2 separate regions of the Homo sapiens genome follow, and region 2 is linked to region 1. Evidence: chromatin contacts called from ENCODE Hi-C or POLR2A ChIA-PET data. All regions are on one chromosome and are shown on one strand. The core of a region is the stretch at or near the end of the contact, and the rest is flanking DNA. Distances in the headings are between cores, read along the strand shown. Region 1 has its middle 98 kb from the start of LINC01994. Region 2 has its middle 35 kb from the start of LINC02031.

Region 1 (7,182 bases), core at 3,423-5,922:
CATGCACAAAGATGTTTGGGCACTAATGCTTATAATAACAGAAATTTGGAAACATAGAAAATGTCTATTAACTTGGCACCAGTTGTATAGTTTCTGCTATATCCATATTATGAAATACCATGTGGCCATTAACAAGAATATAGTAGATCTATATGTACTAACATGTAAAAATTTCCAAGACATTTTATAAAGAGAAAAAAACAAGTCACAAGACAATTTATATAGTATGGATCCCATTATATAAAAACAAAAATAATATATTCTCTATATTTGTATTGTATATGTGCATGTAAATAAGTAGAAAAAAGGACTGAAAGGATACATCTCAAACTGAGGACAATGGCTTTCCTTAAGAAGAGGAATGGAAGATAAAGAGAAACTTTCACTCTATGCTTCTGTTTCTACTTAAGATATTTACAAAAAGTAGTTATGTATTACTTGTGTAATAGAAAAAATAAGAAGAGCATGAATGAATTGCTACATTGCATAGTTTAATTCATCAATAGCATGAGTTTTATCTCCATTATGTCTGACGATTCCTATGATTTTAAATTCCAAATTTCTAAACAAAAATTAAAAATAAAAAATCTTTTAAGAATTTAAGATTCTAAAAATTCCTCCTCCTTCCCTTCCAAGGCTATGTCCCAAGGCCACCTTTTTTTCCCCCTCAACAATCCTCTTCACTTTTATCTTTCTTCTAGTTTTCGTTATGCAGTTACCCTAAACCTAAGGTAACTCAGGACACAATCTAAACTTCCAGCAGTTGAAAATAATTTTAAAAGATTAAGTAACAAACAGAAATCAACAGGGATTGAAAAAAAAAGAAGTTTTTCTCTTCACCCTTCTGGGCACTGAGAATTTTCAGTGCTGCCATAATTTTCTAGAAAGATCCTCTGATGACCCCTGAAAACAATCCAGGACCCCCCACAGCTGCCCTTGGATCCCAGTATAACCAATTCAGCTGTGCACTGAAGGGAAAGTTATAAATTGCTTAGAGGAGGAGGTTACAAAAGAGAGCGACCAGCCTGGCTTTTGTTAGGGTAAATCTGGGCTCCCCAACCTGTTAAGATGCTTTGAAAGAGGTAACAAAATGATCTATAAAGGCGAACCAGTGGGTGTCATTTCTTTAGATAATCAAAAACCTTTTGATTGGGGAATACACAAAAGGCTGAGGAAGGTTAGTAACCCTGGGATAAAAGAAAAATTTCCTTCATCAATTAAAAAACAGTTATGGAAAAATGGGAACTAGAACTCCAATTTCCCAAATGGAGAAAGATTAAAATGTTGGCATCATTCAACATTTATTATATTCAATGTGGAATTTAAGGAGATCTCCTGTAAGAAATCAATTACCTAAAATTAATTTGAAATATTATAAATCAAAACATGAAGTGTAAAAACAAGGATTTATTTTCTAATTAATAAAAGTAACAATAAAGATTTTTATTTCCATTCTAGTAGACATTCTTTGGCCTGGTAACCTAAGAAGCATTCACCAGCACTGACACAGCACCACATTCTAATGCTGTTCCTCCTTTTCTCCCCTATTCTTAATTTTTTACTTGCATTTTATTCTAAATTCTGTGGAGACTCCGATATTTAATATGAATTGTTTTTGCTGTTTTACTTCATTCAAAGTCATTAAGTATTAGTCTTATCTAAACGAAGTCAGCACAAAAACGACAGCAACACTAAGCTTATTGATGATAAAATTTGTAGCTTGTTTTTTTCCCCAGAGAAACTAAAAAACTCTTCAAAGACACTTACCACTTAATAATCATTTAATATGGCCAATGTGCTAATATGGTACACTTGTTAGAAAAAGAATAACAAAGTCTGTATCATACCAATTTAATCCTACCGTCTCTAGAAAACCTCCAAATTGGTGAAGCATCAAGCCATAGAGGGATTGTATTTGCAATGGGTACTTAGAATTATTTGGCTGGCAAAGGAAAGCAGAGCAAGAAGATGCCAACCATATGCAAGAACAGAGTTAACACAGTGACAGCCAAAGCATCATGTCCGTCTCATCAGCCTGCTCCAAAATACAAAGGCAGCGCAATGGAGCCAGCTTCTTGAAGGCTAAGGAGTCTATGCGAAGAGGGGATCAGAACACACCCAATGCTTTACATCCTTATAGAGCAACTAAGATGGAAAAAAAAAAAAACTAGAATGATAAATAATCGAAGTACACAGATCTGATACAGTAAAGTACCCGTGCAATGAAGGATGTTACCCAGCACAGGATAACTATGGCAAGGGCTGACACTTTTTTGCAGTATCGCAAGAACTTGAAGAGGATTCCAGCAATCTAGAGTCATCTGAGCCTGCTCATAGTTCAGCAGCCAGCTTTACATGCACTGAGTTTCTCCTGCAGCATCCTGCACAGTTCCCTACCACCAGTTTCAGCCCAATGCCTATCTGTGTCCCTGTTTTCGCCACTCCATGGTAAAATCTGAAAAATATGGGCAATAAAGTGACATTGTTTTTTTAAAAAGTAAAACTAATTTATTTATTTTCAAATGCTCTTACCTTTATGAAATGATGGCTATAAGAGATAGTGGTGACATCATTGCAGTAATTGTTGTGTTATTGCTAAAAAAAAAAAGATGTGGATAAGTGTGGGTTTTTTTTCCATTGAAAAATAGTTTGTTAAATCTAAAAATTTGGCAACTTCTGATGAAATGGTAACAATTCTGGCTGAAATCAAGTAGATTTGGCCAAGTCTCAGCTCTGTCACTTTTTAGTTAGGTGACCTCTTCTAAGTCTCTGTTTCCTCACCTGTTAAGTAGAAATAACAGTAGTGCCTACCTCATAGGTTATCATGAAGATTATTGAGATGGCGCTTAGCACAGAGCACAGTATAGAATAATGCTCCAGTGTTAGCTTAAAAAAAAAATAAAGAGCCAAAGGAAACACTAGTCATCATTTCTGGCCCTCAGTTTTCTCATCTCTCAGATGAGGCATTTGGCCTCAGAAACGTCTACATACCCTCTAACTGTGACATCCTATATTTTACCCCATGATTCTAATTCTACTTCTAGTCTATTCAAATCCACAACTTTTCATAGGCTCAGGCTGAATAAATTATGATCCATCCATATAATGAACCACCATCCAGCCATGGGATGACATCTACCTATATTATTGAGGGGGAAAAACATAGTTACAAACCAGTTATTAACAGCATAATTTGATTTTTATAAAATGAAATACATAGAAATGGTAATTTCTAACTCATCCTCCACCTGCCCCAATTACTCTAGGCCAACACTGTCTCATAGAAATATAATGTGAGCCACACTATGAGCCATATGTGGAATGTTAAATTTTCTAGCTGCCACATTAAAAGAAACAGATGGAATTTATTTTAATTATATATTTTATTTATTCCAACATAAACGAAATATTCTCATTTCCATATGTAATCATTACAAAAATTACAAAAATTATTAATGAGATATTTTACATTTTTTATATTGTCTTTGAAATCTGGTGTGTATCTTATACTTACAGTACCTTTTAATACAGACTAGCTGCACCCAATAGCTACATGTGGTTAACGGCTACTACATCAGACAGCAACTCTAGGCAAGTAGTCCCCCTCCTCACATTGAATTGGAATTGTCAGACTGAAAAGAGATTCCTTTTTATTTGTCTCATATGCCTATTGCCTAAAACCATTTCCAATGCCTACTGGATACTCAACAGAGATTAATTTGAATGAATACATTTAGTTCAAAGATGGGAGACTTTGCATTTTTAGTCCCCATGTTAATCATAGAATAAAAGGCATTGCACTGCTCCTTAAGGAAGAGCATAGAAATTTTGCAAAGCATCTCCCCTAAATCATACCTTGCAAGTAGTCTCCTACCTTATATAGGAGTAAAATCAGCCATACAGAAATGTAAGATAAGCCCACAAATTAACCAAAAAAAATTTAAAAGACTAAAGCTAATACCAAAACATATATTATAGACAAACGAATGTTAAAAGATAGGTGGGCTAAAATAAATGAATAATAAAAACTTTATTAAATGCCTATTACATTTTAAATAATTTACATATCTCATTTATAATCTTCACTAAAGCTCTGTAAGGTAAGTTAAGTTAGAGGAATGACACAGAGGAGAAAAATTTGGCCATGAAATTGTTAAAACAAACAAAACCACTTTGGGTTTAAATCTTAGCTCTATGACTTAAGGCAGTTTTCTTAATCTCTCTGAACCTCAGTTTTTTTCATCTATAAAATGGTCATTAAAATAAATACCCTTGATTGCTGTGAGGATTTGATTAATTGACACATAAACTTATGAATGATAGCTAGCATTATTATAGTGGGGCTCAATTAAAACAGGAGCTATTGTTATCATCTTGGTTTACAGAAGGAGAGACAAGCTCAGAGGAATAAAACAGCCCCAGTGTCATGTAGCAAGTAAGTAGCTGAGCCAGAATTCAAACCCAGATCTGTCTAACTTGGTGAGCCCATGCACTTTGCACATTACCATGCCTAAGAAGGTCTCATGGCAGAGGCCATAATGTTTGAAAACAGGAAAGACATTTTACAAGAGTATTCACATGGCAGAGGATACAGACTGAACACAATTTCAGGAAAAAGGCATCTCGCTGAACTGAATCAGATCACAGCAGGGAACTGGAGGAGCTCAAGGTGAGTCAGTACAGGGAGTTTGGCTTAAGGAAGGCCTTGAGCCAGTTGGAGGAGTTGAGACTTGATTGCCTCCTAAATCCAGTCATAAATCTGAGAAACAGTTGACCAATCTCTGTGCAATTATGAAGCTCTTCTTTTTCAAAACTTAATTCCTTAGGCTGATAGGAACATTCCTTTATTCAAGTAAAGGCTGAACATATGCTTTTCTACACTCTTCAAATCCTACCCTAAATTTGTCTTAATCCTTTGAGTCTACAGGAGGAGTGGCGTTCATGTTCCTGTATATTAACTGGGTTGTGAAAGAAAAACCAACCAAACTCTTATCTGTGGTTAATACATTGCAACAACCTTGCTCAGGTTAGATCCTTCAGCAGGCCCTTTAAACCAACACAGCTGCTCACCATTAGTTACCCTTTCTCATTTGGCTGTTTGCCTGAACCACCTCATCAATGAGGTATGAGCTACCACACCTGGCATGTTTATGTTTGAACCTAGTCATGTGAGGAACATTACAAACATATATTTTTTTAAATGAAGAAACTGCAGGTACATATATTTAGAATCTGCTTATAAATATGCATGCACCTATATACACATGATAAACATATGTTTTTAAGAAACACATGTAACCAGGGAGTCTCTCCAATTGAAAAGTTCACCAAAAACATTCTAATTATTTTGTTTTTCTAAAGGCTATTCTGTATTTTAAAATTGTTTATTCCTTTTCTCAAATGATTTACTTTGGCATACATTATTGACTTACACACATAATGAAACAAAAACCTACTAGCAAAAATTACTAGTAAAAAGAGGATAAAGTTTCAGGGAGATTGTTATTAACTTTTAATAAAAAGTTATGCCCTGTGATATAAGTTCATGGGCAATTATTTCTCATACTTTTCTAAAACAAATATACGTCTATATATCTATATATACTTGCCAATTTGAAATAAACTGGACAAAAGATTAAAATTGACATCTTATAAATATTTTTAAAGTTTGCAGTCTTCTCAACAAGAAAACAAATTAGACATTACTGATAAACTGAAACATGATTGAAAAGCAAAAAGTATTGTAATTATTCAAGACATTTTCTCCTCCTCTGGCTTGTTAGAGTCCTGGTGGTTTCATTATATGACACTTTTCAGCACTTTTAGCTGGTTTGTGGCGCAACCCCCCCAAAGAAATATGAAGAGTAATTTTCAAAAGGAACTTTTATTTTTAATATGGATTGATTTTTTTAAAGGCAGCTCCAAGCAGCCCAGTATATCAAACAGGAACCATCACACCAATCCCAACACATCAAGGGGCAGTTTTAACACGTGAGGTTTGTTGTTTCTAGCAGGTATCCATGTAGCGAGAGAGGTCACCACTCAGCGAGGTGCTTTCTTTCTGGTGTATAAGAAAAGAAATCACCAGGAATAAGGGGGGAAATGGGCTTGGGAAACAGGAGGGGACCTTGTCAATCTCCAAGATGCTAGAAAATGATCGTGGAAGGCTTTTGTTAGGGAATCCTATAATGGTATTGCTGCTCATCTCTTGTGGACACGAACAGCAACTAGCCTAAGATGGAAAGGGCGATAGAGGATTAGACAAATCGTGAAAAGGCACTGGAAAGGACATTACTGGTGTTTGGAATCATAAAGGCCAAAATTGTATCATTATTTACTCTCAACAGCAGTGTCCTTATAAACACAAGTGCTTGGGAGGAAAAAACTGAAGGTATACATAAAATGTTAATTAGAAGTGTATGTGTATAAATTATTTTACAAATGAGGAAAGAAAAAGCTCTTATAGGACTATTCTTATATATTCTTAAGGACCATAGGCAGCTTCTTTTAATGTTAAGAATGTATGCTACTTTTAAGAGAAGGATGTTAAGCTTGTTCCCAATCCCTTTTATTTTAAACATATGTATCCCTGAGAAGGTTAGCATTGTGCTGGAAATAATTTTGATGCATATAACAAAGCTATAAAAAAGAACAACAGGAAGAGATAGATAAATTTGTGAGGTTTCAAAATAGCTGGTAGGCTTGTAAGATCACATAGCAGGGTTCCTGGCATTACCCACTAGGGAGAATAACAGAATATTCCCGAATCTTGGATTTCAGGAAACTACATTGTAAAGCACTAGTTTTTGAACACACAAGTCAGTCTCAGCACATATCTGTCAATCACCCCACTGACACAATTGAAAAGGAGAATATTCTATCAGTATTTTTATAGAAGATAGAATCCAAGTTGTGTTATTTAATAAAGGTAAGTGTATTTTGAGTAAGATCAAACAATATTTCATCAACTAACTAAATCCCTTTTTCCTGAGTATTTTCTCTAAAATGATTGTTTGGGGGAAATTTAAAATTCATTATTTACCAGTAATTTGGATAGGTTCTTTTTTTCATTCAAGTAATAATAGTAAATACAAAAACAGCAATAGTTACAATAATAATCAAGAGTGTTTGTCTAATAATGTAGAGTCACCTTTGATGTGCCAGGCACTTGCTCAAGCCAAG
Region 2 (7,182 bases), core at 3,311-5,810, 220 kb after region 1:
AACCTATTTGTACCTCAGTTTTCTCAGCCATAAAATGGAGATTATAACAATCCATGTAAAAGTTGAATACAGGATAAGCACCTAATAAGTGGGGCTATTTTATTATTACCATATACATTATGTTAAAATGTTATTTCTCTTATTATATTCAACATGATGAAAATATATTTTCAGTAAGTACATACTGACAGAGACTAAAAGGGAACATGTGTTAGGGCAGTAGGATTGTAAGTAAAACATCCTCTTTTGTATTTCCTTCATGAATAATATGGTTTTGTTTATGTAATTTAAAAAATTAAACATCTATTTTCCTTGGTATTCAGCCAACTCCGGGGTGGGGACACCCATATGGACCTACCCTGCTCCATAGAAATGACTTTTTGAATAGATGTTCTGTGTCAGGCCCATTATAAATCCTTTTTCTTATTCTCACAATAATCATGCGAGGTAAATAATATGCCCATTTTATAGATGAGAAAGGTGAGATTCTGAGAGGCTAAATTATTTGTTCAGGGCTCTGCAGTTAGCAAGTGGGAAATATGGGAAATAGATATCAGGCCCGACTCTGAAGCTCAGACTTCCTTCTCCACCCCACACTCCTGTCCGGACTATTTCACAAGTGATTTATAGTGTGAAAAACAAACCAGGAGAACTACACAGATCCTGGCTCCCAGTACCATTCTCTAATAAAATAAAAATAAAAATAAAAACAGGGCTCCTTGGAAAAATGGCTGATTCCAGAACTATAGCAGGAAAAATACAAGATCAGCCTGGACCATCTTGTAGGCCCAAAAAGTAAGGAAGTACTGAAAAAAAAAAAGTTTGAAGAAGACACACACACACACAAACACACACGGATACACTTATGTCTAAGGGGCGTAAGAGCCAACTGAAAGAGCTTCTAGCCAAAGATAGAACAATTTGGGACACAAAGTTAAATAGTGTTGGATTATAGCCCAAAGTATAAAATAAATATCCGTGAGTCAATACTGATATAAATAAATGATTGACTAAAGAAATAAATGAGGAAGAATAGACAAGTTTCCCAAGCAGGAGACTGCCAAATAGCTTGTGTGGATACTCCACCCTCAAGGAGGTGAAATATAACTCCTTAAGTACAGACTGCACATGGTAACTTCCTTCAAAAAGCACAGTATGAAAAGGGGTGGGGAAGAGTAACTTTATAGCAGAGAAACCTGACAAACACTACCTCAGCAGGCAATCAAGGTCAACATCAACAATGATAAGCAATGTTGATAGTAAGTACCCTTGATATGATGTCATGAGAATGGCACTTTACCTCTGTAGTTTCCCTCCCAAAAACTCGTAACCCCAGTCTAATCATGGGGAAATTATGAGGGTTCTCCTAGTGAGACATCCTACGAAATGCCTGATCAGTACTTCTCAAAAACCATCAAGGTCATCAAAAACCAGAGAAATCTGAGAAACTGCCAAAGTCAAGGAAACTAAACTGGACAGGATTCTGGAGCAAAAGGAACATTAGGTGAAACCTAAGGAAATATAAATAAAAACATGAACATGAACATCAGTTAATAATAGTGTATCCATATTAGTTCATTAATTGTGACAAATGTACCATCTTAACATAAAATGTTAGGGGAAACTGGGTGGGGTGTATATGGGAACTCTCTGTACTATCTTCGCAACTTTTCTATACATCTAAAACTATTCTAAAATTAAATTTTTATTTAGAAAAACAAAAACCAGAGCCTGAATGTAAAAACGAGTTTCAACTATGGAATTGGCCCTGGAAGAATCTGGAGTACAGGCCAAAAAAAGAATTTCTCATTTTCTTGGAAAACAAGAAAGTACCACCTGACAAAATGCTTGCCTTCCATCACATTTTAAAGCTGACTTGCCTAACCGAGTGGCTATCTGATGATTCCAAATGAGGAAGCAATTTGCCAAGTCATAAAGCAATCTATTCCATGGTTATCTGATGACATCTATCAAAGTCCCCCCTGTTATCTTTCTCATAGCACACATTACTCACTTTTCTTTTAGAACTTACCTCTTGTGAATAAGTATTTCAACAATTATCTGCTCAATGTCTATCTTCCCCAGTACACTGGAGTTTTAAGAGGAGAGAAACCTCTTTCTGCACTGTATTCCCGGAACTTAGCAGAGTGGTACCTCCTAGGTGCTCAATAACTATTTACTGAATGCTTGAATGCCAGTGCAGTCTAGAGGAGCAATGATCAACACTGCTAACTGTGGTGCAGAAAGAATGACAAGCCTGAGCTTTCTGAAGATTGAGGGGCCACTGGGACAAATATAGCTTCTCTCTCAATCTTTCCATCTCTTAGTTCACCCTCCAATTCACCAAATACAATTATTTCTCTTTTTTTAACTTAAGTTCAGGGGTACATGTGCAGGTTTGTTACATAGGTGATAGTGTGTGTCATGGGTGTTTGTTGTACAGATTATTTCATCACCCAGGTATTAAACCTAGTACCCATTAGTTATTTTTTCTGATCCCCTCCCTCCTCCCACCCTTCACCTTCCAGTAGGCCCCAGTGTGGGTTGCTTCCCTCTATGTGTCCATGTATTCTCATCATTTATAAGTCCCACTTATAAGTAAGAACATGCAGTACTTGGTTTTCTGTTCCTGTGTTAGTTTGCTAAGGATGATGGCCTCCAGCTCCATCTGTATCCCTGCAAAGGACATGATGTTGTTTGTTTCTGGCTGCATAGCATTCCATGGTATATATGTACCACATTATCTAGTCTACCACTGAGGGGCATTTAGGTTGATTCCATGTCTGTGCTATTGTGAATAGTGCTGCAATGAACATACGCATGCATGTATCTTTATAATAGAATGATTTATATTCCTTTGGGTATATACCCAGTAACGGGGTTGCTGGATCAAATGATATTTCTGTCTTTAGGTCTCTGAGGAGTTGCCACACTGTCTTCCACAATGACTGAAATAATTTATACTCCCACCAACAGTGCAAATACAATTATTTCAAAGGCTTTCAAATAAGATCAAGGAGTGAAATTTAACCTGTTTTAATCAAATCTAGACCTAGAAAACACTAAAGTTTCCTAAAATGCAAGCAAATTATAAGATCCACATATTTTCTTTTATATGGCTCATCTATGCCCTCAGAACTGAGTCTAGTCCAGGCATTACAAGGAAAACCTAGACTCCTAAAAACCACAGGAAACATGTGGCCAAAAGCACTGTGGGGAAAAACCAAAAGCATAACACAGATTTCAGTAGGGACACTTGGTATGAAGTCTCCCTGGTATATCAATCTTCATTATTATTTTATTCTATAAGTGCATTCCAGATCACAGCAAGTTAGTAGTTTTGCCATATCTTTCACTGCCTGGCTTTATGTAAGTGCTGCTAAGAATAAAATTAAGCAGTGGGAGAAAAACATCAGTTTGGTGTCTAAATTTAGAAAACTTGATGAATAAATCTATTAAATCCATCATGGGGAGAGAGAAGAGCAAATCATGTCTTATTGGAAAGATAAAATAAATAGAAAATAAAAGGTGATTGTCTTTATAATTTAGAACAACGGATTTCAATGTAAAGCCCCCCCCCCTTTTATTTACAAATATATTGGTTGATTGTGTATTTTCATTCACGTAACCCTCAACTTGAATTTTTAAAAAGACATACTGTGAGGCAAGAAACCATACAGAAAATCATTACTGGAGCCCTGAATTCTGTATTTATTGGGGGAGGACCTTTATGAGATCCTACTTATGTGATATAAATCATCCTCTGAAGATCATGGAAAGCAGGTGCCTAACATTCTGCACTACAGACATCTGGCAGGCTTTTATCCTCACACTCCACCCTCCCGCTCAACATCTGGCAGCCCCTTCATCCCTGCTCCCCACCCCCACCCCCAACTGCCTCCCAACATCTGCCACACACTTCTCTTAACCTCAGAAGCAAATCCAGTCCAAAGCTCAAAGACACAATGTTCCAGGGGTGGTGACCTAGAGTTACACGCTGGGTGGGAGTAAAGCAGGGTTTGTTTTTATTTTTTTCCTAAACTTTAAATGAATACACAATTCACTTGGAAGTATGCTTTAATGTCAAACTGGTTCTCACTGAGAAGCTTGTTTAAAATTGAAATCCATTGTTACTATGAACCTCTTTTTATAAGTTTTAAATCACCTTGGGAATTGGAGGGTACAATCAAAAAAGTATGGGGAGGAGAATAATTTTATGCTGATGACATGCATCTTATGAGCAGAGAGAATTAATTCTGATTGGAGAAAAATGGGCAGAATACTTGTGGCTTGTCTATGAAGTACAAATCATTTAAAGGAGCTGTCTTAAACCTAATCCAAAATGTTTTGAAACCTATTTAAGGAAGTGAGTGCCATTTGAATTCCACATTAGTTTAGAAATTCCTCCTTATGGCACTCACTGGTTTATAGAGCCATCTCACTCATAATCTCCCTGGTTCTGAACAGGAAGACAACTTCTTAGTTAGGGCTCACCCTGAAGTACTTCTCCTCACCTGAGTAAATCACCTGACTTAACGCTTCCTACTAACACATTTGTATTCCGGCTACACTACTCTGACAGTTTGCTGTTAACCATTTCACGGTATTTACCTTAGGGTTACCTGAATGAGTAAACTCCCCAACTATTTCCTCCCACACCCACTCTCAGCCACCCGTACACACATAATTCTCCTTCTCCTCCCTTCTTTAGACCAACCCTATTACTTTCCTTCAAATGAAGAAATGCTCGCTGTTTCTTTTTCCAGAGGAACATGGATAAAACCACATAACCCTGAGTGATCTGGGCACAGGTGACTTCCTGAGATGGTCCTGGCTTCTGATGAAATAAACATTCCAAACTCAAAGCCACTCTGGGCCTTGGATGGCTGCCAAGATGCTGGATGTATCACAGAGACTCCGCAGGCCAGAGCTCTATGAAAGCATTTTATCATTTTATTACACACTTAAATTAGTAATTACTTCTGGGACATTATTTAGATTCTGTTGTAGTGTGCAATTTCTTGTTTAAAAGTTTAAATATGTTTAGTGACTATTCCTTATTTGGAATTCCTTGCACATATGTTTGTCTGGGTTTTTTTCCCTAACAATCCTCTATTTTTGTTCCAAAGAATGCTAGAACAAAGAGATACATCAACATTGTTTTCTCTTTTGATAGTTACCTGGAGTCGGGAAATTTTTATGCTTATTAAAATCACAGGGGATGGTAAACTAAGTTAGGTTGGAAGTTGACTAGAATTGTTCATGGCCTTTGCATGTTGAAGTTATTATTACCAGGATGATGATGACAAAAATAAAGTCTATAGGGAGAGCACAACAGGCTGAACTGATACATGGTTTACCAGAAACAGCATGTCAATGGCAGACAGAGGACTTGCCTTCTAGTCCCAGTCTCCGTTTTGTTAGCTCTGCGATGTTTGGATCTTGGTTTTTTTCATCTAGAATGATTAAGTTTGTCTAAATATATTTTTCTTAACTTTGTATTATGAAAAAATCTAGAGTAGCTGCAACACTAGAAAGATGGCGGAGCAAGAGCAAAGAAAAATCCCTTTGGTTCCAGAAAATCTCCTGAAAAAGAGGAAGGCTTATCAAGCCCTCAAAGCCACCCAGGCAAAGCAGGCACTTTTGGCAAAGAAGGAGCAGAGGAAAGGAAAAGGGCCAGGTTTAAGCAACTGCAATTATTCCTACATGATTCCTGGCAGCAGAAATATGGCAAGGTGAGTCTTTGACGACTAGAAGTGAAACCTCATGACTTGGAATTGCCAGATAAACATTCCTTGGCCTTTGTTGTACTCATCGAAAGGATTGATGGCATGAGTTTACTGGTGCAGAGAACCATTGTAAGACTTTGCCTAAAGAAAATTTTTAGTGGTGTCTCTGTAAAAGTCACCCCTCAGAACCTAAAAATGCTGCATATAATAGAACCTTGTGTGACCTGGGGATTTCCAAATCTGAAGTCTCTCTGGGAACTTCTTTTGAAATGTGGACAAGCCAAGGTCAAGAATAAGACCATCCTTCTGACAGACAACACAGCGATTGAGGAGCATCTGGGGAAGTTTGGTGTCATTTGCTTGGAAGACCTCATTCATGAAATTGCGCTCCCAGGGAAGCATTTCCAGGAGATTTCATGGTTCTTGCACCCTTTCCACCTCTCGGTGGCCTGCCATGCTACCAAAAATAGAGTGGGCATCCTCAAGGAGATGGGCACATCTGGCTATTGGGGTGAACGCATCAATCAGCTCATCCCCCTGCTGAACTAGACCCAGGTGCCAAACTGCAGTCAATTTGTATCAATGAAGTGGAAGCCAGTGATTTTGTTCTTTTGGGAATTTTTATCAAGTATCTTCAGAGACGATTATTTCCTGCTTTATCTTCAAAAACTGGAAAGGAAGGGTCAAAGAAAAGACAGTAGCTATGTTCATGGCAAGCACCTCTCATCACAGTCCAGTTCCGAGGAAAAATTCCAGCGTTTTCCACATTGGCTGCCTCCTCGTCTGAAATCAGCACATTCCATGGAGGAAGGAGTCTTGCTTTGTTGCATCTTCTTTCCTAAGGTTTAATGCTGCTAAATGAGTAACTCTAGCATTTGTACAAGGCTCCCTAAGACTATTGCAGGGGTCGACCAAGCCCAGGGACATAATTAAATCTGGAGATTCTTGGGGCCTTGTTTTGAAAAAGACTTGAAATGCACATAGGAAGAAAGGCACAAAAATAAATGTTCACTTGACTCGGCAAAAAAAAAAAAAAAAAAAAGAAAGAAAGAAAAAATCTATTTATAAAAGTACTGAGAGTAATATAAGTAATCCAGCTTCGGTAATTATCAATATATCTGGCCTCATCTCTATTGCTTTAATTTGCCCCTTGTTTCCTGCTGTCTTTTAAAGCAAACCCTAGAAATCGTAATATTTCATCTGTAAATATTTGAGTATTTCTAAGAGATAAAGACTTTTGCCTTAGCCACATTAATTAATCATTACATCAAAACAAACTAATTGACAAGACCAAAAACAAAAGAACAAAACCACTTAACAATAATTCCTTCAATCCCTTTCAACTCAGACATTTCAAGACCCAAAGCCTACAAGCTAGACCTGAGTCAGTTATAGCCACAGAGTCCTAAGAACTGACGCTTTTTACTCTATTCTATAAATTACTAAGAGTTTT

The links. A loop is a pair of places that touch in the nucleus more often than their neighbours do. ChIA-PET counts read pairs that join two places held with the same protein, here RNA polymerase II (POLR2A). Pooled maps may share reads with other maps.
Region 2: a loop to region 1 is called in a pooled map, with 2.2 times the contacts of the local background. The contact joins two enhancer-like sites. A Hi-C loop is called at or near these places in 5 of 168 maps with a recorded cell type or tissue (Caco-2, Calu3, K562 and 2 more), 5 of 37 single-sample maps with no recorded cell type and 6 of 50 pooled maps. POLR2A ChIA-PET finds 5 or more read pairs at or near these places in 1 of 52 experiments (WTC11).

Annotation. Positions count from the first base shown.
Region 1 is chr3:182,384,544-182,391,725 of GRCh38, forward strand. No RefSeq gene overlaps it. Among named protein-coding and RNA genes, the nearest start is that of LINC01994, 98 kb to the right of the region's middle. Within about 2 kb of position 4,673, at least 2 of the 41 ENCODE cell types and tissues checked have a DNase peak (open chromatin) inside an H3K27ac peak, as active enhancers do; they include mammary epithelial cell, where a contact is called at or near this core.
Region 2 is chr3:182,605,136-182,612,317 of GRCh38, forward strand. It overlaps the pseudogene RPL7L1P8. Among named protein-coding and RNA genes, the nearest start is that of LINC02031, 35 kb to the right of the region's middle. Within about 2 kb of position 4,561, at least 5 of the 41 ENCODE cell types and tissues checked have a DNase peak (open chromatin) inside an H3K27ac peak, as active enhancers do; they include mammary epithelial cell, where a contact is called at or near this core.